Linked DNA regions of Homo sapiens: regions 1 and 3 are each linked to region 2. Evidence: chromatin loops called from intact Hi-C (ENCODE). Cell type or tissue: Caco-2. All regions are shown on one strand.

Region 1 (8,000 bases), 96 kb before region 2:
GTAGCTGGGACTACAGGCACCTGCCACCATGCTGGGCTAATTTTTTGTATTTTTAGTAGAGACGGGTTTTCACCGTGTTAACCAGGATGGTCTCAATCTCCTGATCTCATGATCCGCCCACCTTGGCCTCCCAAAGTGCTGGGATTACAAGCGTGAGCCACCGTGCCTGACCGTATTTCTTTTATTTACCTTATATTGGAGTAGGAATGATTCTTTAGTTTTAAGATTTAACTTTGGGGACTTTTCACCCATAATATTTTGAAGTACTGCTTCCTCCCCATTTTTTCTTTTCTCTCTAAAACACCTAATAGAGGCATGTTGGACCTCCTCACTCTGTTCCTTATATCTTTTTTTTTTTTTTTTCGAGACAGAGTTTTGCTCTTGTTGTCCAGGCTGGAGTGCAATGGCACAATCTTGGCTCACCACATCCCCTGCCTCGCAGGTTCAAGTGATTCTCCTGTCTCAGCCTTCCAAGTAGCTGTGATTACAGGCGTGTGCCACCACCACTGGCAAATTTTTTGTGTTTTTAGTAGAGACAGGGTTTCTCCATTTTGGTCAGGCTGTTCTCGAACTCCTGACCTCAGGTGATCAGCCCACCTTGGCCTCCCAAAGTGCTGGGATTACAGGTGTGAACCACTGTGCCTGGCCTCCTTATCTCATTCAGCCTCTTCTGCATAATTTCCTCCCTTTATCAGTGGTTCACTCAGGATGATTTCCTCATATCTGTCTTCTAGTTTACTAATTCTCTTTTTTGCTGTGTCTTTGCTGTTTTAGCTATTCATTATGATTTTAATTTTGGTGGCTACATTTAATATCTAGAAGTTGTATTTATTTCTTTTTCAAATCTATCTGCTCTTTGGATGTTGTGTCCTGTTTTTTTATTGCTGTTCCTATGCTTTATCTGTTTCATAATTTCAGTCATGTTTTATGACTAACCTTTTCTGATTATTGTATTTCATATGTGCACATTATCAATTGTTGAATCTGCATACTGACTGTCTTTCATGGTTGGTTGTTCCTTTGTGTGAATTGTAATTTTTTATCATGGGCTTATCATTAGTGGAAGTTCTGCTAGATTATATGTTTGTCTTTGGAGTAGTTTTGCATTTGCTTTTTGCTATCGTTGAAGTAGGAAAAAATTGAAACAAATTTTAGTATACGTTTCTTCACTTGGGGTTGCTGTACTTTATTGATGGTAGAAATTCAGACCCTGTTCATGCTTGTGGCAAGTCAGGGTGTTGATTTCTCAAAGTTGACTTTTATTTTTCTCTCAGCTGCTGTCCATGCAGATAGAAAACTTATTTGCTGTTTCACCAGGGGAGAGATTTTCTTTTTCCTATTTTATGGACAAAGCTGTCCTTCAGTGCTCTAAGATACATGAAGGTAGCTCAGTTTTTCCCTCATTGCAGTGTACAGAACCACATCTCCTATTCCTCAGTAGACTATCCCAGCATCATTGCCCACTTACTGCTCCAGCTATGAGTTCCTTTTTCTTTTCTGGCACCATGGGATTTCTCTGTTTAGAAAGATTGGTCGTATATTAAAATTTTTTTTTGTAATTTAGCATGTCTATGTTTTTATGAAAGGGCATAGGCCTATGTACTTCAGCTCAGTCTAATAAATCTTGTTTATTTACTGTGGGAGAGCTTTAACTTCAAATTTTTTATTAAATTCATTATACAGTAGAAAGCTATTAGCATAATATGTGACAAACTTCTAATATCTGGGTTGCCAGTTGGAAATAGTGGCAATTGTCTTTTCCATGTGATCTTTTTTCCTCTACTATTTTATTTTAATTGTAATATATACTCTGGATTAGTGCGTTTTTTGACCCATATGGATGAAGAAGATCAAAGTGACAAAAAGGAGACTTCAGAACCTGAATTTTCAATAACAGAAAATTATTCTGGTCAGAAAACCTGTGTGTTTCCTACTGCCGATTCAGCTGTCAGCCTTTCCAGTTCCAGTGATCAGAATACTACTTCTCCTGGTATTGTTCTTTACTTTTTCATTTACACATACTCTTATTCTCCATTATAATGTTACTGAACATGATTTACTGGGAATATAGTTATGAAAGGTTTGTGAAGTCATTTTGTAATATTTATTTTAGGGGAAGGAAAGTTAAAACTTTTGCTAGTCACATGAAGAACTGTGACATCTTGTCACCTTCATAAGACATACTGCAATTATGTATCATATCTTGGTGTAACTTATTAATATGAAATATATAGCAACTGGAATTACTGTAATAGTTGATTTTTACAAAAATTGAAAAATTAAAACTCTTCCAATTATAAGAACTTTGAATTTTAATTTGAAAACAAAATAGTAGCCATCATTTCTTGAGCCTCTACCATGTGCCAAACATCACTGTTTTATATGCATAGATTCTGGTTTAAGCCTGATCTATGAGGTGTAGACACTATTATTATCTCCATTTTACAGTTGAGGAGATTGAGATTTAGAAGGATTTAGTGCCACTTTTTGTTTTATTTCATTTGGAGGTAGCAATTAAAACTGTTATTCTTTAGTCCTAATGAATATACTTTGTCCTATGAATAATAGAACATAGTAAATACATCAGTTCAATCACTGACAGTGGCTTGGAAATATTTTTTTTCTCTCAGATATTGATGGTCAATTAAAATGATTTTACTGAGTGTTTAGTATATGTTCTATTACCATTATTAAAGTGATATAAACAGTAAAAATGCTATTTTAAATGGCATTACTGTTACTTAAATAAAAGAAAACCTATTAAGAAGCTGACTTTAAATCTTGTAATTATTTTCTCAGTTCTTTCTAGATGCCATGTGTGTTTTAGTCATCAACATATGGGGATAATAATTTCCACTTCACAAAGTTGTGAAGACTGAGTATCATATATAAAGCATCTGAGAATCTTGTTTTATTTTCTTGGTCACTGATAGCTTTTCTCTTCTCTTCTCTGGGGAGGATTGACAAATGAGGTTAAACAGGACTCATATGGCTAGATGGTAGAGGGTTCTAATTATATCTGAGAAGTTTACACTCCATTTTATCCTTGGGAACATGGGAGAATTCCAAGCAGAGAAGTAAAACAAGGAGGTTTTGAGGAAAAATAGAATGGAGGCATAGAGACCACTGAGGAGGCTACTAAAATCTGACCTGGGAAATAATGAGGGCCTGGCTAGTGTTGTGGGAAAGAAATAGAAGAAACGAGACATTTTGAATTAGTAACTGATGGTACTCAGTGACTAGGTGGGTAAAAGAGGAGGAGAGGGGGAACGTGGTTGTTTAGTGTTGCCAGAGTCTAAGGCAAAGGTATAACTAGGTCTGATGTCAAAGTCTAGACTCCAGTCTTTTGGCTTCCCTGAGCCACATTGGAAGAAGAATTGTCTTGGGCCACACATAAAATACACTAACACTAACAATAGCTGATGAGCTAGAAAAAAAAAAAAAGTCCATGCATAAATCTCATAATGTTTTAAGAACGTTTACTTGGTAATAAACAGGTACTGTGGCCGTGGGTTAGTGATCCTGGGTTACTAATAGGAGAAAGGGCAACTTGTTACTTACCAACCTTTGATGACAAACACTTCAATCTTTAACCCAAGAGGTCACCATCTTCGCTAATCTCACCTACTTCCCCATATGCAGCCCAGTCGTTATTGGAAGAGAATCCTTCAAGCTTTTTTTCGTGAATAGGCCAGCAGGGGCCTCTCAAATACTGATAGAAAGTGTCTCTTTAATGGACCTTCTCTTTCCTAAGTACATAGGATTAATATCTTTTTCTACCTAGTAAAAAGCTATAAGGGGTAGAACTATTACTATTACGCTAATCTTAGATTTATGTGAAATATTTCTCTCTTAGTTAAATTGAATTAGTTGCTCTTAACCCACAAATGCCCAGATTCTGAGAACGAAAATAAAATCCTTGATTTGGAGGTTAATAAATTAAATAGAACAATATGTTTTCAAGAAAACAGGTATTTCATATTAAAACCATGTGAATGTGTAAGTCTTAGGGACAGATTTGGTTTATCTCAAGATAATAAAATCTTAAGGAATATTTTTTGAGAAGAGATGTCAGAACACTTTTCCCTATATTAATTCAATCCTGTTTTTAGAATTAAACATATAGAAGAATTAAACATTTAGAATGAAACATATAGAAGACTGAATAGATTAAGTGTTTTTCTCTGAAGACATATAGTTAATACTGGACAAGACTTAAAAATTATATTTTGGGACACATTCTTACAGGTAAATTGCTTCTCGGATTTAAATAAGATATTTTCTAAAATATATTACTTTCAGATCACCAGAGATTTGTTTTTTGTTTGTGTATATTTTATAAAGTAAATTGCACTCCAGTACTCTAAACTGTGTACTAAGCAAAGAAGGGTTGTGCCTTCTGACATATTACACTGAGTACTCAGGATAGAAAAAGTAATAATCTTATACTGGCTGGGTGCGATGGCCCATGCCTGTAATCCAAGCACTTTGGGAGGCCAAGGCAGGTGAATCACTTGAGCTCAGGAGTTCGAGACCAACCTGGGCAACATAGCAAGACCCCGTGTCTACAAAAAATACAAAAATTAGCCTGCATTGCGGCACACACCTGTAATCCCAGCCATTCAGGAGGTTAAGGTGGGAGGTTTGCTTGAGCCCGGAGGCAGAGGTTGTAGTATGCCATGACCATGTCGCTGCACTTAGCCTGGGTGACAGAGTGAGACATGGTCTCAAAAAATATGTAGACAGTATTCACTATCAGATAGCATATTCAGGAAGAGGATAAATATGCTGTAAATATATATCTATAAACCAATTTGGAAGTTTAAAAGTATTTTAATTTAATTTCTGGTTATATAATTTCTAAATTAGATTAACAATTGAAAGCAAAAAAAAACCCAAAATTTTTATTAATAATGATTTTTTTTTTAGGTATGAATAGCAGTGATGAATTGTGTGAGAGGTAAATATCTTAAGAGTTAATTCACAATTTTCTTTAAAGTTGGGTGTAGATAGTGAAAATTTTGTTCATATGTGTGTGAATTTTTACATTATATATATCTTTGTGGTTTAAAGGAATATAAGTTTTCATTGGGTATGGAATATTTTTAAGAAATTGAGGATTGTTATATCTCTTACTGTTTTAGCACAAGTAGTTAGAATTCAATAGACTATATTTACTACATTTTCTTATATAAATATGGATTAAATTTAAACAGAATCTATAGGGGTTTTCTTCTGGACCATATGTTTCCTTTTTAAAGAAAATCTACCAAGTCATTACTTTTTGTTGATTAGTCTTTTTCACTGAGAGATACTAGAATTACAGAAATAGAAGGAACAGTAGATATATGTTTATCATTTTGTGTTCATTTGTTACATGTTTATTTTTGCTTAATGTAATTAAGTTGTAGATACTGATTTATATTTCTTAAATTACATTTGCAAATGAAGTGTTTCAGTACATCCGCTCCAGATGACTGGATTGACTGATATTGCAGACATTATTGATGACCTTATAATTAAAGACGGAGTTTCCAGTGAAGAACTTGGCTTAACAGAACAAGCTATGGGCACCTCCAGGTAATCATTGAATAATTCATTTTTAACCTGTTTAAAATGCTTCTCATTCAAGAATGTTCAAAATTTGTCATATTTTAATGTGATTTTTATGAAACAAATCTGAAGCTTAGAATAGATTTTTTTTTCATGTTTTGTTATGTATATGTGTCATTCTTCCCTTTTCTCTAACAATATATAGTATATAACTGTATCCTGTGGGTTTTCCCAAGAATCACTCTAAGTACAACATACATTTAATCCTGTCTCTTACTAGAAGTAATTAATGATTAGCTCATAGCACTTTACCCAAAAATTAACGCTTAGAATACATTTTAAATAGGCTTTCTGATCTATCATGCAAATGGAAAACAAAAAGGATCAGGGGCTGCTGTTTTTATATCAGATAAAACAGACTTTAAACCAGCAGCAGTAAAAAAGGACAAAGAAAGGGACATAATGATAAAGAGTTCAATTCAACAAGAAGACTTAACTATCCTAAATATATAAGCATACAACATTGGAGCACCTAGACTCATAAAATAAGTAGTTATAGACCTATGAAACTATTTAGGCAACCACGTAGTAATAGTGGGGGACTTCAACACCCCAATGACAAAGTTGGACATATCATCAAAGCAGAAAACTAACAAATTCTGGAATTAAATTAGACACTTGAGCAATTGAACCTAATAAACATCTGTAGAACGCTCCACCCATCAACCACAGAATATACATTCTTTTCATCTGCACACAGAATATACTCCAAGATCGACCAAATGCTTGGCCTTAAAGCAAGTCTCAATAAATTAAAAAAAAAAAAACAACCCTGATATCTGACTGATATGGTTTGGCTGTGTCCCCATCCAAATCTCAGCTTGAATTGTAGTTCCCATAATTCCCATGTGTCATGGGAGGGAACAGGTGGAGATAATTGAATCATGGGGACAGTTTGCCCCTTCCTGTTCTCATGCTAGTGAGTGAGTTGTCACAAGAACTGATGGTATTATAAGGGGCTTCCCCCTTCAGTGGGCACTCATTCTTCTCCTTCCCGCCATTATGTGAAGAAGGACATGTTTGCTTCCCCTTCTGCCATGATTGTAAGTTTCCTGAGGCCTCCCCAGCCATGCTGAACTGTGAGTTAATTACACCTCTTTCGTTTATAAATTGTTCAGTCTCAGGTATGTCTTATTTAGCAGTGTAAGAACAGACTAATATAGTAAATTGGTGCTGCAGAGAGTGGGGTGCTACTGTAAAAATACCTGAAAATGTGGAAGCGACTTTGGAACTGGGTAACAGGCAGAGGTTGGAACAGTTTGTAGGACTCAGAAGAAGACAGGAAGATGTGGGAAAGTTTGGAACTTCCTAGAGACTTGTTGAATGGCTTTGACCAAAAGCCTGATAGCAATATGGACAATAACGTCCAGGCTGAGGTGGTCTCAGATGGAGAAGAGGAACTTGTTGGGAACTGGAGAAGGTGATTCTTATTATGTTTTAGCAACGAGACTGGTAGCATTTTGCCTCTGTCCTAGAGATTTGTGGAACTTTGAACTTGAGAGAGATTATTTAGGGTATCCAGTGGAAGAAATTTCTAAGTGGCAAAGCATTCAAGAGGAAGCAGAGCATGAAAGTTTGGAAAATTTGCAGGCTGACAGTGCAATATAAAAGAAAAACCCATTTTCTGGGGAGAAATCAAGCTCAGTGCAGAAATTTCCATAAATAATGAGAAGCCAAATTTTAGTCACCAAGACCATGGGGAAAATATCTCCAGGGCATGTCAGAGACCTTCATGGCAGTCCCTCCCATCACAGGCCCAGAGGCCTAGGAGGGAAAAATGGTTTCCTGGGGCAGGCCCAGGCCCTCCTTGCTGTGTGCAGCCTAGGGACTTGGTGCCCTGCATCCTATCCTCTCTAGCTGTGGCTAGAAGGCGCCAAGATACAGCTTGGGCTGTGGCTTCAGAAGGTGTAAGCCCTAAGCCTTGGCAGCCTCCACGTGGTGTTGAGCTTGTGGGTGAATAGAAGTCAAGAATTGAAGTTTGGGAACCTTCTAGTAGATTTCAGAGGATGTATGGAAAAGCCAGGCAGAAGTTTGTTGCAAGGGTATAGCTATCATGGAGAACCTCTGCTAGGGCAGTGTGGGAGGGAAATGTGGGGTTGGAGCCCCCACACAAATTCCCTTCTGGGGCACTGCCTAGTGGAGCTGTGAGAAGAGGGCCATCGTCCTTCAGACCCCAGAATGGTAGATTTACCGACAGCTTGCACCATGTGCCTGGAAAAGTCACAGACAATGCTGGCTGTGAAAGCAGCTGGGACAGAGGGCTGTACCCTGCAAAGCCACAGGGACAGAGCTGTCCAAGACCATGGGAACCCACCTCTTGCATCAGCATGACCTGGATGTGAGACATGGAGTCAAAGAAGATCATTTTGGAACTTTAAGGTTTAATG
Region 2 (8,000 bases):
TTTAAGAAATAATGTCTGCAAACATTTTTCAGATCCCCAGCAGAAGGTACTACATTGACATTATTTTAAAAAAAAAATTAAAATATATTCATTTGATGAAACAATATAATAAACCAGAGCTAAAAATATCTTCCATTTCTTTTTCATATGGCATTATAATAAGGCCACAATGCTGAATCCTATAACCACGGGTTAATAAGTAGCAATATATCATCCATGTTTATTTGTATATAATGTTTATTTGAGGAAAAAATGAAGATCTCTGATGATAGCAAGTATTATTGGTAACAAACAACAAACTAAACTCAAAGCATAGAGTGATCAGATAACTAGCCCAAGGTCACTCAGGATAACTATGGCCCAGGCAAGATGTCTTTTATTAACTGGTCTAGAGGCAATATTTTCTGAATAGCGCTGCTTAAGTTAAAACTTCATCTTTTTGTACTCTGAAATACTTGTAACACTATTAGTTTTGCCACTCCGTATAAATTATGTCCAGACTGAATATCTGAAGGTACACATTGGCTTGAAGTTAATATTGCATCAATTTAACTCCTTAGTAAATGATGTCTGAATTTTTACTCTATGTGCTATATGTAATTTTCAAAAAGGGATGGAGGAGGAATAAAATGATAAGGTTTCAATTTATTTACAGAAATCATAAACATGATTTAATAAGGTATGGGTAAGTTAGAATCTTTTCTTACTCATTTTTGTTCAAAAGACTAATATAAATAACTACTCATGCAGATTAAAGTATAAACCTTAATCATAACACCAAAATAAAATTTCCAAATAAGTTTTTAATCTCATTGGGTAGCTTTACGTGTACAGTCATTGCTCGGTATCCATGGGGGATTGGCTCCAGAACCTCCCAGGGATACCAAAATCCGTGGATTCTCAAGTCCCTGATATAAAATGGGGTAGTATTTGCATATAATCTACTCATATCCTCTCGTATACTTTAAATCTTCTCTAGATTATTTATATCTAATACAATGTAAATGCTATGTAAATTGCTGTTGTATTGTTTAGAGAATAATAACAAAAAAAGTCTGTACATATTTAGTACAGGTGTAATTTTTTTTTCTCAGTATTTTTGATCCTTGGTGGTTAAATCCACAGATGTGAAACCCATGGATATGGAAGGCCAACTGTATTTGTACCAAAAAAAACAACAACAAAAACCAAAAACCTGGACAGACTGTTCTTGTATTTTTTTGAAGTGCATTCAATTCAGGTACTTTAATGCCATTCACCTCCTATTTCCTCATATTCTAATTCCTTCCTAGATATAAGCCACATAGACCTGCCTAACAATTGCAAAACATGTTTTTATTACATCAATCCTTCCTGGAAAAACATTATAAAACAGGTATATATCCAAATTGTTCCTTCTGGGTTGCTTACTATTTGCTTTTATATAAATAAGTCAGTGTAGACTGATCATTGTTTTAACCAGATGTGGCAGCTTCCTGTAGTGACAAAGCTTTGCAATGAAAAAGAACAATTAAAAAAATGCAAAGAGCACAGAATTCTTCTATATTATTTTTCTTTATCAAAGGGCTTTAATAAATGTTCTTAAGATACCCTATGGAGGAGGGGTAGAAGAAAGTATTGTTATCTCTATTTTACTAATGAAGAAACTGATGAACAGACAAATGGCTTGCTCAAGGTTACCCAGGAAGTCAATGGCCATGACAAGAATGCAACCCAGTTGTTTTAATCCTCAGACCTACATTCTATACACCAAATCCTACTGCTAATAGAAACATATTAAAGTAAATCAACAATTTAGATTCACAATATTTAAAAATATGCTCTATCCCTCTCAAATAGCTACAAATTATAAAGAAATTTAGACTTACCTAGACCAATGATAGCTTTTGTTTGTACTTCTTCATCTGAGTGTTTTGTAAAATACATCAATAGTTCAAGTACTTTATCTTTTATGTTAACCTAAGGGGAGGAAAACACATTAAAGTGTTCATGAACAGTAACTTAGATTAATTTTCAACTATAAAGGAAAAAAATACCTTAAAACAATGAGAATTTGTGTGAACTTTATTAAAAAAATAAGTAACCAATTCCATTTATTTTAGAACAGTGGCATTCAAAGTATCAGTCTGTGACAAAGAAGCTTGTTTCGGAATGTAAATCAGTGCATTGTTTCCTTCATTGAAAAAAATTTTTTTTAAAAAGTCAGCTGTTGATGTCAACAGTGTGCTACTGTTACAAAACTGATATAACTTGTCAGGGAAATTTCATTATCTGGTTACACACCAGTAACAAAAAGTTGATGGATTAGCAGCCAGTCTGAGGACCACGTTTTGAGCAGCACTGTTTTCAGAATTTTCATTAAACCAGACTACTCTAATGTTGCCTTCATCCTGGGTCACTACTGTCATTCTCAGATCACAGTGCCATATAGCTCTATGTTTTATAGCATTTTAAGTATTACTACCTTTACCTTGCTGTTGCCTTTAAAATCTTCCAGATCAAAATCAAAATGCCGACATAGTGCTCCAACGGTGAAAAGGGATCTAAGAAGTGCTGGTTTGTTTGTTAGAAGTGAAGTGTTATTTGGGTCCTCTTGGTGTTGACTTTTTAATTTTGAAATGGCACCTAATAAAGATAAGTAATATTTACTTATAATATTTATCTTTGAATTACTAAGTTCAAGTAATTACTACTAATGAATTACAATTTTTTTTTTGAGATGGAGTCTCACTGTCACCCAGGCTGGAGTGCAGTGACATGATCTTGGCTCACTGCAACCTCCGCCTCCCGTGTTCAAGTGATTCTCCTGCCTCAGCTTCCCAAGTAGCTGGGATTACAGTCGTGTGCCACCACGCCTGGCAAATTTTTGTATTTTTAGTAGAGAGACGGGGTTTCACCATGTTGGCCAGGCTGATCTCGAACTCCCGACCTCAGGTAATCCACCCGCCGTGGCCTCCCAAAGTGCTGGGATTACAGGCATGAGCCACTGTCCCCAGCCAATTAATTTTTACTAATGGTTCTAAATATTAAATATGTCTAGAATTATGAGAGTGCTCTTCAGAGTCTAAACTAATGTAAGAAAATTTAAATTTTACTTTTCACAGTGCGCAAAAAATTTACCAATCTTTACTTATCAGGAGATAAATTTCTGAAGTAATCACAGTGGGTTCTTCAGGAAATACAAAAGACACTAGAAAATATTGTTTCTGAGAGGACCACGGTGGATAATCACACCTCATAATTTCCTCGAGTCTAGCCTTTTATCAAATGTGTTTAAAATGAGCTGACCCCCTGCAGGACCTAGCAGAATAATTTTAAAACCCTGGTATTGAACTTACCATAGTATCTATTGAAACAAGCCCACACAAATTTAAAATTTTGTGTCACTTTATTTACAACAGCTCCAAGACAGCTCACACAATGTTGCACTACCTAAAAGATATAGAAAATGTTTAGATAAAAGTTAAAAATATACTATTTTAAAAACTTAGCTTTTTACAAATATTTGCTTTAAAAATTTTAATAAAATACATTAGAACTTTACACTAATGAATAAAGAAATGGTAAACTGAGTGCTTACAGTCATGCCATATTTGATGATGAGCTTCATTAGATCTTCCTCAATAGTGGCAAGAAAAGTTTCACTTGGATGCTCCATCAGTGGTACAACTAGCTCTAGGATTTTTGCAACATTGCAGATAACCATGAAATCATTTTGCGTCTATAAGAATAAAATTAATGCTTTATGAATATCCAAAACCTGAAAAGAAACTATATACAGCTTTACGTATTTGGGGGCAGAAATAGGGCATTTTGCACGTAAAGGTCCAGTTAAAAAAAAAAGTCTGTTAGAGTTTTTTTTTCAAGGTATGGAAGGAGAAGCACCAGCATGTCAGGAATATGTACCGACAACTAACTTACCAAAATGTGACTTTGGGGTCACTTAATCACAATGTTATATTTTTTCCCTAAAATGTAACACAAGTCAATTCTAAACAAAGGTATTTACATATTGACAGCATTATACAAAGACTGGTACAGTTTTTACGATTAGTATTTTCCAAACTGTGTATGTTAACCCAGTAGTTCTCAATCAGGAATAAGCTTCTTCCCCCGTATCCTGACACAGGAGTATTTGGCAGTATCTGGAGACATTTTTGGTTGTCACAATGGGAGCCACTACTGGCATCTAGTGGATAGAGGCCAGGGATGCTGCTTAACAACCTGCAATGCACAGAACAATCCTTGACAACAAAGAATCATCTAGTCCTGTCAATAGTGCTGAGGTTGAGAAACCCTGTGTTAAAATTTTCTATGACAGATAAACATGTAGAATCCCAGAACCAGGCAGAAGGCTTCTTTACTTCTAAGAAACACAGTCTTGCTCAATTGCCCAGGTTGGAGTGCAGTGGCACAATCACAGCTCAATGCAATCCTGCTCCTGAGCTTGAGCGATTTTCCTGACAGTCTCTCGAGTAGCTAGGACTACAGGCGCATAATACCACACCCGGTTAATTTTTTAATTGTCTTTTTTTTTTTTTGAGACAGAGTCTTGCTCTGTTGCCCAGGCTGGAGTGCAGTGGCATGATCTTGGCTCACTGCAACCTCTGCCTCCCGGGTTCAAGCAACCCCCTGACTCAGCCACCCGAGTAGCTGGGATTACAGGCGCCCACCACCATGCCTGGCTAATTTTTGTATTTTTAGTAGAGACGGGGTTTCACCATCTTGGCCAGGCTGGTCTAGGACTCACGACCTCGTGATCCACCTGCCTCGGCCTCCCAAAGTGCTGGGATTACAGGTGTGAGAAACTGCGTCCGGCCTTAATTTTCATTTTTGTAGAGACAGGGTCTCACTATGTTGCGCAGGCTGGTTTTGAATTCCTGGCCTCAAGTGATCCTCCTGCCTTGGCCACCCAAAGTACTGGGATTACAGGTGTGGGCCACCATGCTCAGCCTAGGACTTCTTTATTTTAAATTTAAATGTGTTATTTCTTTGATTAGAAAAACTAATAAGCATGTTTAAAAAAACAGGTAGAGACTTTTTAAAAAAAACCAAAAGGTAGAAAAGGATTTACAATAAAAAGTCTTGTTTCTATCTATCCTCCAGCCACCCAGTTCATTTCCCCAAAGGCAATCAAAGTTATATGTGTGTGTGTGTGTGTGTGTGTGCGCGCGTGTGTGTAGTAAGGCTTTCAATGCATGTTTTTAATCTAGTTTTTTTTTTTCCTTTCTTTTTTTTTTTTGAGACGGAGTCTCGCTCTGTCATCCAGGCTGGAATGCAGTGGCGCGATCTTGGCTCACTGCAACCTCCGCCTCCTGAGTTCAAGTGATTCTCCTCAGCCTCCAGAGTAGCTGGAGGCATGGAAGGAGAAGCACCAGCATGTCGGGAATATGGATCGACAACTAGCCTGCCACCACGCCTGGCTAATTTTTGTATTTTTAGTAGAGATGGGGTTTCACCATATTGGCCAGGCTGGTCTTAAACTCCACACTTTGTGATCTGCCTGCCTCGGCCTCCCAAAGTGCTGGGATTACAGGTGTGAGCCATCATGTCCAGCCTTAATCTAGTTTTTAAGCTACTAATCCTCATTGTTAGTAATGGATTACCGGCATAGATTTTGGACTTTTTTTTTTGACACAGAGCCTCGTTCTGTCACCCAGGCGGAAGTGCAGTAGCACAGTCTCGGCTCACTGCAACCTCCGCCTCCAAGGTTCAAGCGATTCTCCTGCTTTAGCCTGTCGAGGAGCTGGGACTATAGGTGCGCACCACCATGCTTGGCTAATTTTTGTATTTTTAGTAGAGACAGGGTTTCACCATGCTGGCCAGGCTGGTCTTGAACTCCTGACCTCGTGATCCGCCTGCCTCGGCCTCCCAAAGTGCTGGGATTACAGGCGTGAGCCACCGTGCCCAGCCCATTTTGGACTTTTTGAGTGCATTAACACACTAGTTAAAAACATTCCCACCACTTGGCTTGTAGGAGTATTAATTACAAAAAAAAGAAATTCCCACATCATATTCATCCTTCCTTTTAGGATCCCCACAGGATTAAAAAGAAAAGATAAATTCTTTTTAAGTAGCATAGAAATCCTGTTGTTTCCCATAATGAGTTAAAGTGGGTCTAGGGATAGAAGAATTTTTGTTGGGTAAGATATTCATTTGAGAACCAGTGCTAGCATTTTACTTAAAAAAAAAAAAAATGTAGTGGCTGGGCACAGTGGCTCACGCCTATAATCCCGGCTCTTTGGGAGGCCACAGTAGGCAGATCACTTGAGGCCCGGAGTTCAAGACCAGCCTGGCCAACATGGCAATTCCCTGTCTCTACTAAAAATACAAAAATTAGCCGGGTGTGGTGGTGCACACCTGTAAAATCCCAGCTACTTGGGTGGCTAAGGCATGAGAATCGCTTGAACCTGGGAGGCGAAGGTTGCAGTCAGCCAGAAGTGCAGGACTGTACTCCAGCCTGGGCAACAGAGCAAGACTGTGTCTTAAAAAAAAAAGAAATAGGCCGGGCACAGTGGCTCATGCCTGTAATCCCAGTACTTTGGGAGGCCAAGGCGGGGCAGATCAATAAGGTCTGGAGTTCAAGACCAGTCTGGCCAACATAGTGAAACCCCGTCTCTACTAAAAATACAAAAAATTAGCCAGGTGTGGTGGTGTGCACCTGTAATCTCAGCTACTTGGGAGGCTGAGGAAGGAGAATCGCTTGAAGCCAGGAGGCAGAGGTTGCAGTGAGCCAAGATTGCACCATTGCACTCCAGCCTGGGTGACAGTGTGAGCCTCAGTCTCAAAAAAAAAAAAAAAAAAAAAAAAAAAAACCACCACATAACAACAAAAAAGTAGCATTTTCTGAACCTTCCCTTAACATCCTGGCCTGGAAAATCAAGTAAAAGAAATATCTTAAATTCTAGAAGAAAAATTTAAAGAAAGATGGAAACCATTAAGTAAAAGAGCAACAGAACAGAATAGGAAAAAATATTTGTAATGAATATACTATAAGATGGTTTAATATCTAAAATAAAGAGCTCTCCTAAAAAAAAAAGCCTATTATTCAAAGGTAAAATGAACGAATGATATGAAAATGATATAAATAGTGAATTAACAGAAAAGCAAGCCCCACTGGTCAGTACCAAGAAAAGATGCTCAACCTTCTTTGCAGTCAGGGAAGGAAACTGAAGCAATAATGAATTATTCCTTACCACCTGTTAGACTGGCAAAGAATACTAAATAATGACAATGATTGTCACATACAGCTTTCCAAAAGGTTGTATAAAACACATCCACTGCAAAATGGCAAGATCAATTAAAAATGAACACCAAAATAACCATTGTTTCAACCTAGCAAGTCCACTTCTCAGAAACTGTTCCAACAAAATAAAGTCACCAGTACTTAGGTATTTAAATTGGAATGTTTATTTAAAAATTGTTTGTAGTGGTGATCCAAAGGAAATATGTAAACACCTGCCAAATAGGGAAATGATTAAATAAATCATAGGACATCCATAAAATGGATAATATATAGCCATCTAAAACAAGGAATTAGATATATACCAGGTAATGTGAGATTACCAAATATGCCTAACAAATATCTATATAATATGATTCAATTTTTACAAAACCCGGTCAACCATTTATATATACCTCTGTGTCCACAACTATAAAAGTATGTTAAGGATACTCTAAGATGTTTATTCTGAAGGGAAGATGAATAAAGATGGAGATAGGATATAAAAACAAAAATCAAAACCACAAAACATTAAGAAAAAGTTTACCATGTATGAGATACTCTTATTTATATACAACTTTATATTTGTGTACATACATACATAAAAAATGCACAAGACATTTTAAAAGTGATTTTGTTTTAAAAAAATCACTGGTTCAAAATCATGCAAGGACTATTTATGATATAAATAATATATAACAGGTTTCATTATAGTCCAGACTCTACTGGCAGACATGGGGCTGAATTCTAACTTTGGGACTGCTTAGCTCTGTGACAT
Region 3 (8,000 bases), 160 kb before region 2:
GAGTAGCTGGGACTACAGGCGCCCACCACCTCGCTGGGCTAATTTTTTGTATTTTTAGTGGAGACGGGGTTTCACCGTGTTAGCCAGGATGGTCTCGATCTCCTGACCTCCTGATCCGCTCACCTCGGCCTCCCAAAGTGCTGGGATTACAGGCGTGAGCCACCGCTCCCGGCCTCTAAGCCGAACTCTTAATAACAAAAAAGAGTTGGATACATCAAGGCACAGGGCATTCTAACCTGAGTTTGTGTAAAAGCCCCAGGGCAAGAACAAGTTTGATGTGTTTGAGAAACGGAAAGATCTGTGTGGCTGTAAACTAGAGGAGGAGGGCTGGGCATGTTGGCCTATGCCTGTAATCCCAGCACTTTGGGAAGCCAGGCCGATTGCTTGAGTTCAGGAGTTTGAGATCAGCCTGGGCAACATTATGAAACCCTGTCTCTACAAAAAATACAAAAATTAGCCCGCCATGGTGACATGTACCTGAGATTCCCAGTCACTTGGGAGGCTGAGGCAGGAGGATTGCTTGAGCCCAGATGACAGAGGTTGCAGTGAGATCACGTGATTACACTCCAGCTTGGATGACAGAGCAAGACTGTCTCAAACAAAACAAAACAAAACAAAACAAAAACAACAACAACAAAAAAACCAAAGCAAACAAAAAAAAACTAGAGAAGGAAGTGGAGAGTGATATGAGTTGCATTCAGTAAAGGGGCCAGATGATGTAAGCCATGTTAAGAAATCTGAATTTTAAGTATCATGGGAAGCTGTTGGAGGGCTTTAAGCAAGAGTAGACATGAACAGATACATATGTATGTACAAGGCACACCTAAGTTAGAGTAGTACAAGTTAAAATACTATCAGAAATTTAATAAAGATGGCAACAAGTGGTCAGCAAATATAATCAGTCGTAGAACCATGGATTTTGAACTATGTGTTCAAACTCCTATGTTCTGTGAATGTTTCAGGATGCATATACATTTCATGTTAATTTTTCTAATCAGAATGTTTCTAGGGATTTGAGTTGCTTATTTGGTGTGATATTTTAAAAGGTCGTGAACTTTTTTACTGTGTGAAAGTAGTAAAATTTTCAGAAAATTTAATTATTCAAGTTATTTTAATGGTATATTACCTTGCTCGTAGTGAATAAAAATAGGAAAAATTTAGCCAGTCTCCTGGCTCCTTTGCTTATGCAAAATCAGACATCCAAGTGGTTGAAAACTTTTTGTTTTTCCTGATGTGTTTGTCAGAGAGCTAAAATGTTAGTTCTTGCAGTAGGCATAGCCTGTATAGGTCATGTGAGAAACTCACCATTTCGAGGAACAGAGAAGCTCATGAATGCTGTTTATGACTTTTATTTTGAGAGAATGAGTAAAAATCCCATCAACATGTATTTTTTAATAACATTTCTTTTATCCTATTTTTAAGTTGCTTTATCAAGTTACTTCAATTAGGGAAAGGGACAGAAGGCCAGGGGGAACGATATTATCCTTTTGTATTAAATCACAGGCCAGATGGCAATCTTATTATTTAGTCAGAATTACTGAACATCACACTTTTCTGCTTTGTAATCAACACTAATATTGACACTTAATATGCTTCATTGTTACCTCAACTTAGTCTTTTATTGCATAACACTGTGGGTAACACAAAGTCAGATAAAATGTAGTCTCTGCCTTCTACATTTCATAATCTAGTATGAGAAATAAACATGTATTTCTGAGCATCCCACAGTAATAAATTGCACATTGTGACCCATGTCACGGTAATAAATTGTACTTTGTGAACCAGTAGTATAGTAGATATAAATGTTTTTTGTATGTGTTTACATATTACCTGACACAAAAGTTTCATTAAACAGTATTTACCTTTATTTTGTGTCTGATACTTTCTATTCTGTTTTGTTTTTTTTCTCTTTTGTTTCATTTTTAAAATAATGCTGGCATTTGTTTCATGACCCACGAATGAGGCACATTCTTCAGTGTTAAAAGTGTTCTAGGGCATGTTGAGTATTACTTTAGCCCATTTTGTATGTATCTTCCTGGTGGTTTTTTGTAGATAATACTGATTGAAGAGATAAATATGCCCATGTAAAGAAGCATGAGTTTGGATGTGATTGTAATAATCCATTTTTAAAAATTTACTCACAGAGCAGTCCTTTCGACTTATTCCTCTGCAACACTCTAAGGTGGCCAGTGTTGTTAGAGATCAGAATCTCTCTAATGTGTGGACAGTTGAATATGCACTTGAATTACTATTTATTGGTGGCCTGGTTCCAGAGGCTGTGTGGTTGGCATATAAACTTGGAGACTGGAAGACGTCTGTTTCAATTGGTGTGGCTTTCCAGCTGTTCTGTAAACGTGATAGCAATTTCATGAGGTATGGATTTTTAGGCAATTTTAAGATATAGTATGATTGAACTATGTATTTTATATTTCTCTTATTGCTGGTATTTACATTTTATGTGGAATCCTTAGTTCAGCATTGTTCAATGGAACGTTCTTTAGTGATAGAAATGTGTTGTCCAGTATGGTAGCCACTCACCACAAGTAACTATTGAAATGCAGCCAGTGAGACCAAGGAATTAAATTTTCAATTTAACTTTAGTTAATTTAAATTAAAATAGCCACATATAGTTAGTGGTTACTGTATTGAACAGCTCAGTGGCTTACTTATTTGTGTTAAAACATTTATTAATAGCCAGGGGCGATGATCGTGCCTGTGGTCCCAACTACTTGGGAGGCTGAGGTGGGAAGATCACTTGAGCGCGGGAGGTCAAGGCTGCAGTGAGCCGTGATCATGTCATTACACGTCAGCCTGGGCAACAGAGTGAGACCCTGTCTCAAAACAAACAAAAACCATTTATTTAGCACACTTATGTGTTAGTAAAGCCCGTGTTTAGGGTAGCAATTAGAAATAAGAATGGGGGGAGTATATTAGGATCATAATCGTGGAGGGTCTTAATACAATATTTCCTTGAATATATCTTTTTTACATGTACGATAGATAAAAAAGTAAATTCCATTGTTTCTTAAACTTTCATGTTTAGTCCTTGATATGTGAAACCTTTCCTTTTTTTTCAAAATTTGGATTCATTTCCCTTAATTTGATGTCATTTCAGGTCCAAGAAAAAGAGTCTGAATCTACCACTCCGTATGACTCCAGCACAGATTTTTCAGGAAAAACTGCAGTGTGTTTTAGGTCAACCAGCCTCTTTGGAAGCAAAAAATGAAATGGGCTCAAAATATAAACAGTTTACAGGTGTGTTATGTATGTATAGTCTGATTCGTGTCAGATTAATATAAACCTTATAATACCTTAAAAAGTTTATACATGTCTACAAATGTATTAACACTTTGAAATAAACTTATCAAAAATGAAAGTATGATATTTATTTTTATTTTATTTTATTATTTTTTGAGATGGAGTGTTACTCTGCCACCCAGGCTGGAGTGCAGTGGCGTGATCTTAGCTCACTGCAAACTCTACCTGCCGGGTTCAAGCAATTCTCCTGCTTCAGCTTCCCGAGTAGCTGGGATTACAGGCGTGGGCCACCACGTCCGGCTAATTTTTGTAGTGTTTGTAGAGACAGGGTTTCACCTTGTTGGCCAGGCTGGTCTCAAACTCCTGACCTCAGGTGATCCGCCTGCTTTGGCCTCCCAAAGTGTTGGGATTACAGGCATGAGCCACTGCGCCCGGCTGAAAAATGAAAGTATGATATTTATACTTAACCATGGGAACACCCAAAATTGATGCCAGCTTACAATACAAGGGTTGATAACTGAATGATTTTCTGATTTTCCATACATGCCTTTTTTTTTTTTTTTAAATATTAAAGTAGCTTTCTTGATGCCGCAGTGTTACAGCTCTCTGACTCCTCCTGCAGAGCAAGGCCACCCCAGAGACTATGTTGAGAGTAGCCTTCATACATACCTTTACACTAATTATATTTCGCTTCATTTGTATCATTTTCTTTTGGAGCTGTAGAATCTCAAGCCTGGAAGGGTACTTAGGAGTGATTTATTTCAACTCTCACCTAGTGCATAAATTATAGATCTTTTTTATTTGAAAAGTTCAAAATGGTATTAAAAAATTAAAAATGATAGAATATTACATGTATTACATGGATTCACACAGGAATCCTATAAAATTTATCTGTTTTACAGTTGGAGAAATTTAGATAAAAAGTAATGAAATCAGTCATTTAATGTCGTATATTTAATGTAAAACCAGGGCAACTGTGAGGCCCTTCTGTTTTTATTGGTGCTTTGCTCCAGTAAAGAGTGAGACTTCTAACTCTAGATTCCTAAAACTTATAACATTTCTGTTTTGAGAGAACCTATAATGCTTGGAAATCTGACTATAAACTTTTCTTTGATAATTTTCTGTGCAGTTCTTTTGCTTTAATCAATGAAAAGATGTTACTGTGTGAAAGTTGGATTTTAAAGAAGGGACTAAAATATCCCCAGTCTGAACTTTGAGTTTTGGCAATATGTTGTTTTAAATGATCTGAAAACTCTTCCACGATAAATACATAGATAAAATGTGTTTCTAGATAAAATACAAAAAATATCCACTTAAAGGCCAAGCTTTAAATAAAGTAAGGGGAATTGCCAGAGGTCAGAAACAACAAGCAAATAAAAATTCAAAGGGTTCCATTTTTTTCTCTTTAGCTGCTCTTGAATGAATTCCATTCCATTAAAGAGAAATAGAAACAGGCCCATTCAAATATTCATGTACACAAAAATGTGTACATGAAGCCAGGCGCAGTGGCTCATGCCTGTAATCTCAATGCTTTGGGAGGCTAAGGCCAGCAGATCACTTGAGCCCAGGAGTTCGAGACCAGCTTGGGCAATATGACAAAACCCTGTCTCTACAGAAAATACAAAAATTATCCAGGCATGATGGTATATGCCTGTAGTCCCAGCTGCTTGGGAAGCTAACTAAAGTGGGAGAATCCCTTGAGCCTAGGAGGTCAAGTCTGCAGTGAGCCATGATTGTGCCACTGCACTCCAGCCTGGGTGACAGAGTGAGATCCTTGTCTCAAAAAATGAAACAAAACAAATATCCATACATGAATGTTTATAGCAACTTTTTCATAATAGCCAAAATTTGGAAACACCTCAAATGTCCGTCAACTGGTGAATGGATAAGCAAATTCAAATATATCTTTAAAATGGAATAACAAATAGTGAAGAGGAACAAATTGCTGATAACTTGTGACAACATAGATGAATCACAGAACCGTCATGGTAAGAAGTCCTGAAAGAAGTCAGGAACGAAGACTACATACCGTATGATTCCATTTCTGTGGCATTCTATAAAAAACAAAACTATAGGAGCAGAAAACAGATCAGGGGTTGCCTGAGAATAAACAGGGAATTGACTACAAAGAAGTATAACTTTTGGAGTGATGGAAATGTTATTACAAGCCAATATAGATTTGTTTAATTTTATTGAACTGTATACTTTAAAAAGGATGGATATAGTATGTAAATTATGTCTCAACCTGATTTAAAAACAAAAACTTCAATAGATGGTTAAAGTTACTAAACCAATTTAGGAGCAAATTTGTGAACTGGAAAAGATGAATCTGAGCTATTCATCTGAGCTATCATATACATATATATATATAAAATATATAAAGAAAGATAAATATATACAAAATAGATAGGGACATAGATTTGAAAAATATGAAAGAGAAGTTAAGCTTTGTAGAACACACAACAGAAAGACAACATATATTTAATTGGAATTCCAGTATATCCACACCAAATGCTGGATAGTGGCTACCTAAGTTGAATATAGCAAAAATGTTAATATCAGACAAGGATGAGAAGTCAGTACATAAGTGTTTGACATATTATATTCTGTACTTTCATATATTCTATATTTTACAGTATGCTTAAAATATTTCATAGTAGAAAAATCCCTGAGTTTCCAGTTCTACCACCACATCTTACATTTTGCCTTTTGGGACATGTGCACATATATATAGATATTTGCATAGTTGAAGCCGTACTATACATATGACTATTTTGTGTTTTCCTGTTTCCTTCATAAGTCATTTTTATTAACTTATTATTACAAAGTACTATCATGTACTATTAAGAAAAGGAAAAATGGCCAGGCACGGTGGTCATGTCTGTAATCCCAGGACTTTAGGAGGCTAGGTGGATCACCTGAGATCAGGAGTTCAAGACCAGCCTGACCAACATGGTGAAACCTCATCTCTACTAAAAATACAAAAATTAGCCTGGATAGTGTGTGCCTGTAATCCCAGCTACTCAGGAGGCTTAGGTGGGAAAATTGGTAGAACCTGGGAGGCAGAGGTTGCAGTGAGCCGAGATCCTGCCACTGCACTTCACACTCCAGCCTGGGTGACAGAGTGAGACTCCATCTCAAAAAAAAAAAAAAGGAAAAGTTACTCTCACACAATCTTTTATATTATTTTGGTGTCTTTCTTGACATTCTTTTCCCATTAATATTTTTTCAATTATTTTTGACTCAGAACTACATTCTAAGAATATTTTTATTGTATAGTTGTTTCTACAATATCTTGTATAAAAATGTCTCATGGTCTTACCTATAATCTTAAAGTAACAAGATAGTTTGTAATTTCTGTCTGTAAGTTTGGATGTTTGTATGTCAACCAATGTGTTCATTCTTGACAATGAATGTTTTTAGATTTGAAATTTTTTCCTACAAAATGGATAAGAAGTTTAATACAAGCTTTAACTATTTTACCAAATTTTTGTATTTGATAGATCCCATTGAAGAGGAAGATGCAAATCTGCTATTTGGTTCAGTACAAGAAGTACTGAAAGCATCAGTTATGGCCGATGCAGATATTCTTTCGGAGACATTTCAACTTCTGATAGACTCTGCCAAGGACTTCAGTAAAAGACTGTGGGGCTTAGTGCCATTCGGCTTGTATCTTCCAGCTCCTCCATTGTACTGTCCCCAGCCAGCTATTCTTAGTGAAGTAAGCTTATAGCATTAACTTTTAAATTAATTTAAAGTTGATTTTGTCAAGTTTTTAAAATAATTAACTTGATAATAATCATCAGGTTAAAAATTCAAGCTCTAAAGACAAACGTATAGATCCCAGCTTTGCTGTTCACTAATTGTATAATCTTAGGGAATGTACTAAACTGCTGTTTAAGTTTCCGTATCGGTTAAATGCAGATGATAATAGTACCTCTCATGGCATTTTTGTGAGGATTGAGATATCCTGTAAAATCTTCTAGCTCAGGACCTGGGACATATAGTAATTATTCAATAAATGTTAAAATTATTGTAACAATATAGCACAATTAATCTTAATATCCAGACTTTTAAAAATTAGGCATTTTTTAGGCTAACAAATGAAATAATGAGTGTCAGAATTAGAAGCCATACATTATTTCAGTCTCTTATTTATCTCTTTGTCTTTGCCTTTTTTGAAAGACTTGGCTGGGTGTAGTAGCTCACACCTGTAATCCCAGAACTTGGGAGGCCAAGGCGGGAAGATTGCTTGAGTCAAGGAGTTTGAGACCAGCCTGGGCAACATGGCGAAACCCTGTCTCTATAAAATATACAAAAATTAGCTGGGCATCGTGGCATGTGCCTGTAGTCTCAGCTACTCAGTAGGCTGAAGTGGGTAGATGGCTTGAGCCCGGGAGGTAGAGGTTGTAGTGAGCCGAGATTGCACCACTGCACTCCAGCCTGGGTGACAGAGCAAAACTCTGTCTCAAAAAAGAAAAGAAAGACTTATTTTTATTTGACTTTGTTTTAAAAGGTTTTTTTTTTCCTACACTATTCAATTGATAGTTCTATATTATAAATACTATATTCCTCTCAGAAACTTTTTATCTGCTCTTATTAAAAAATCATAACATTATAGTTAGCTGGTTTTAAGATTTAAAGTGTTATTATAAATTACTTACATTTAGACTTTTAAGTATTTGATTAACACTTTGAAGTGTTTCTGGGTATTATTTTTTTACTATCTCCTGTTTCAATAT

What was found. A loop is a pair of places that touch in the nucleus more often than their neighbours do. Peaks named below come from ENCODE experiments on the same cell type or tissue, not always from the same donor. Only the 100,000 strongest peaks of a DNase experiment are listed, where the experiment ranks them.
Region 1: it touches region 2 in a loop (11-fold over the local background); 2 of 110 quality-filtered maps call a loop at or near these places.
Region 3: it touches region 2 in a loop (2.4-fold over the local background); 3 of 110 quality-filtered maps call a loop at or near these places.

Annotation. Positions count from the first base shown.
Region 1 is chr5:37,136,300-37,144,299 of GRCh38, reverse strand. It overlaps CPLANE1 (ciliogenesis and planar polarity effector complex subunit 1), which reads left to right. Exons shown (of 53, transcript NM_001384732.1): 44 at 1,820-1,990; 45 at 4,930-4,960; 46 at 5,452-5,580. Among named protein-coding and RNA genes, the nearest start is that of CPLANE1-AS1, 110 kb to the left of the region's middle. In Caco-2, no CTCF peak of the experiment used is centred here; no DNase peak of the experiment used is centred here.
Region 2 is chr5:37,040,068-37,048,067 of GRCh38, reverse strand. NIPBL (NIPBL cohesin loading factor) reads right to left here. Exons shown (of 47, transcript NM_133433.4): 35 at 3,581-3,721; 36 at 3,339-3,432; 37 at 2,471-2,625; 38 at 1,869-1,959. Among named protein-coding and RNA genes, the nearest start is that of NIPBL, 170 kb to the right of the region's middle. In Caco-2, no CTCF peak of the experiment used is centred here; a DNase peak (open chromatin) is centred at 4,192.
Region 3 is chr5:37,200,570-37,208,569 of GRCh38, reverse strand. CPLANE1 (ciliogenesis and planar polarity effector complex subunit 1) reads left to right here. Exons shown (of 53, transcript NM_001384732.1): 17 at 2,145-2,373; 18 at 3,116-3,255; 19 at 6,762-6,979. Among named protein-coding and RNA genes, the nearest start is that of CPLANE1-AS1, 44 kb to the left of the region's middle. In Caco-2, no CTCF peak of the experiment used is centred here; no DNase peak of the experiment used is centred here.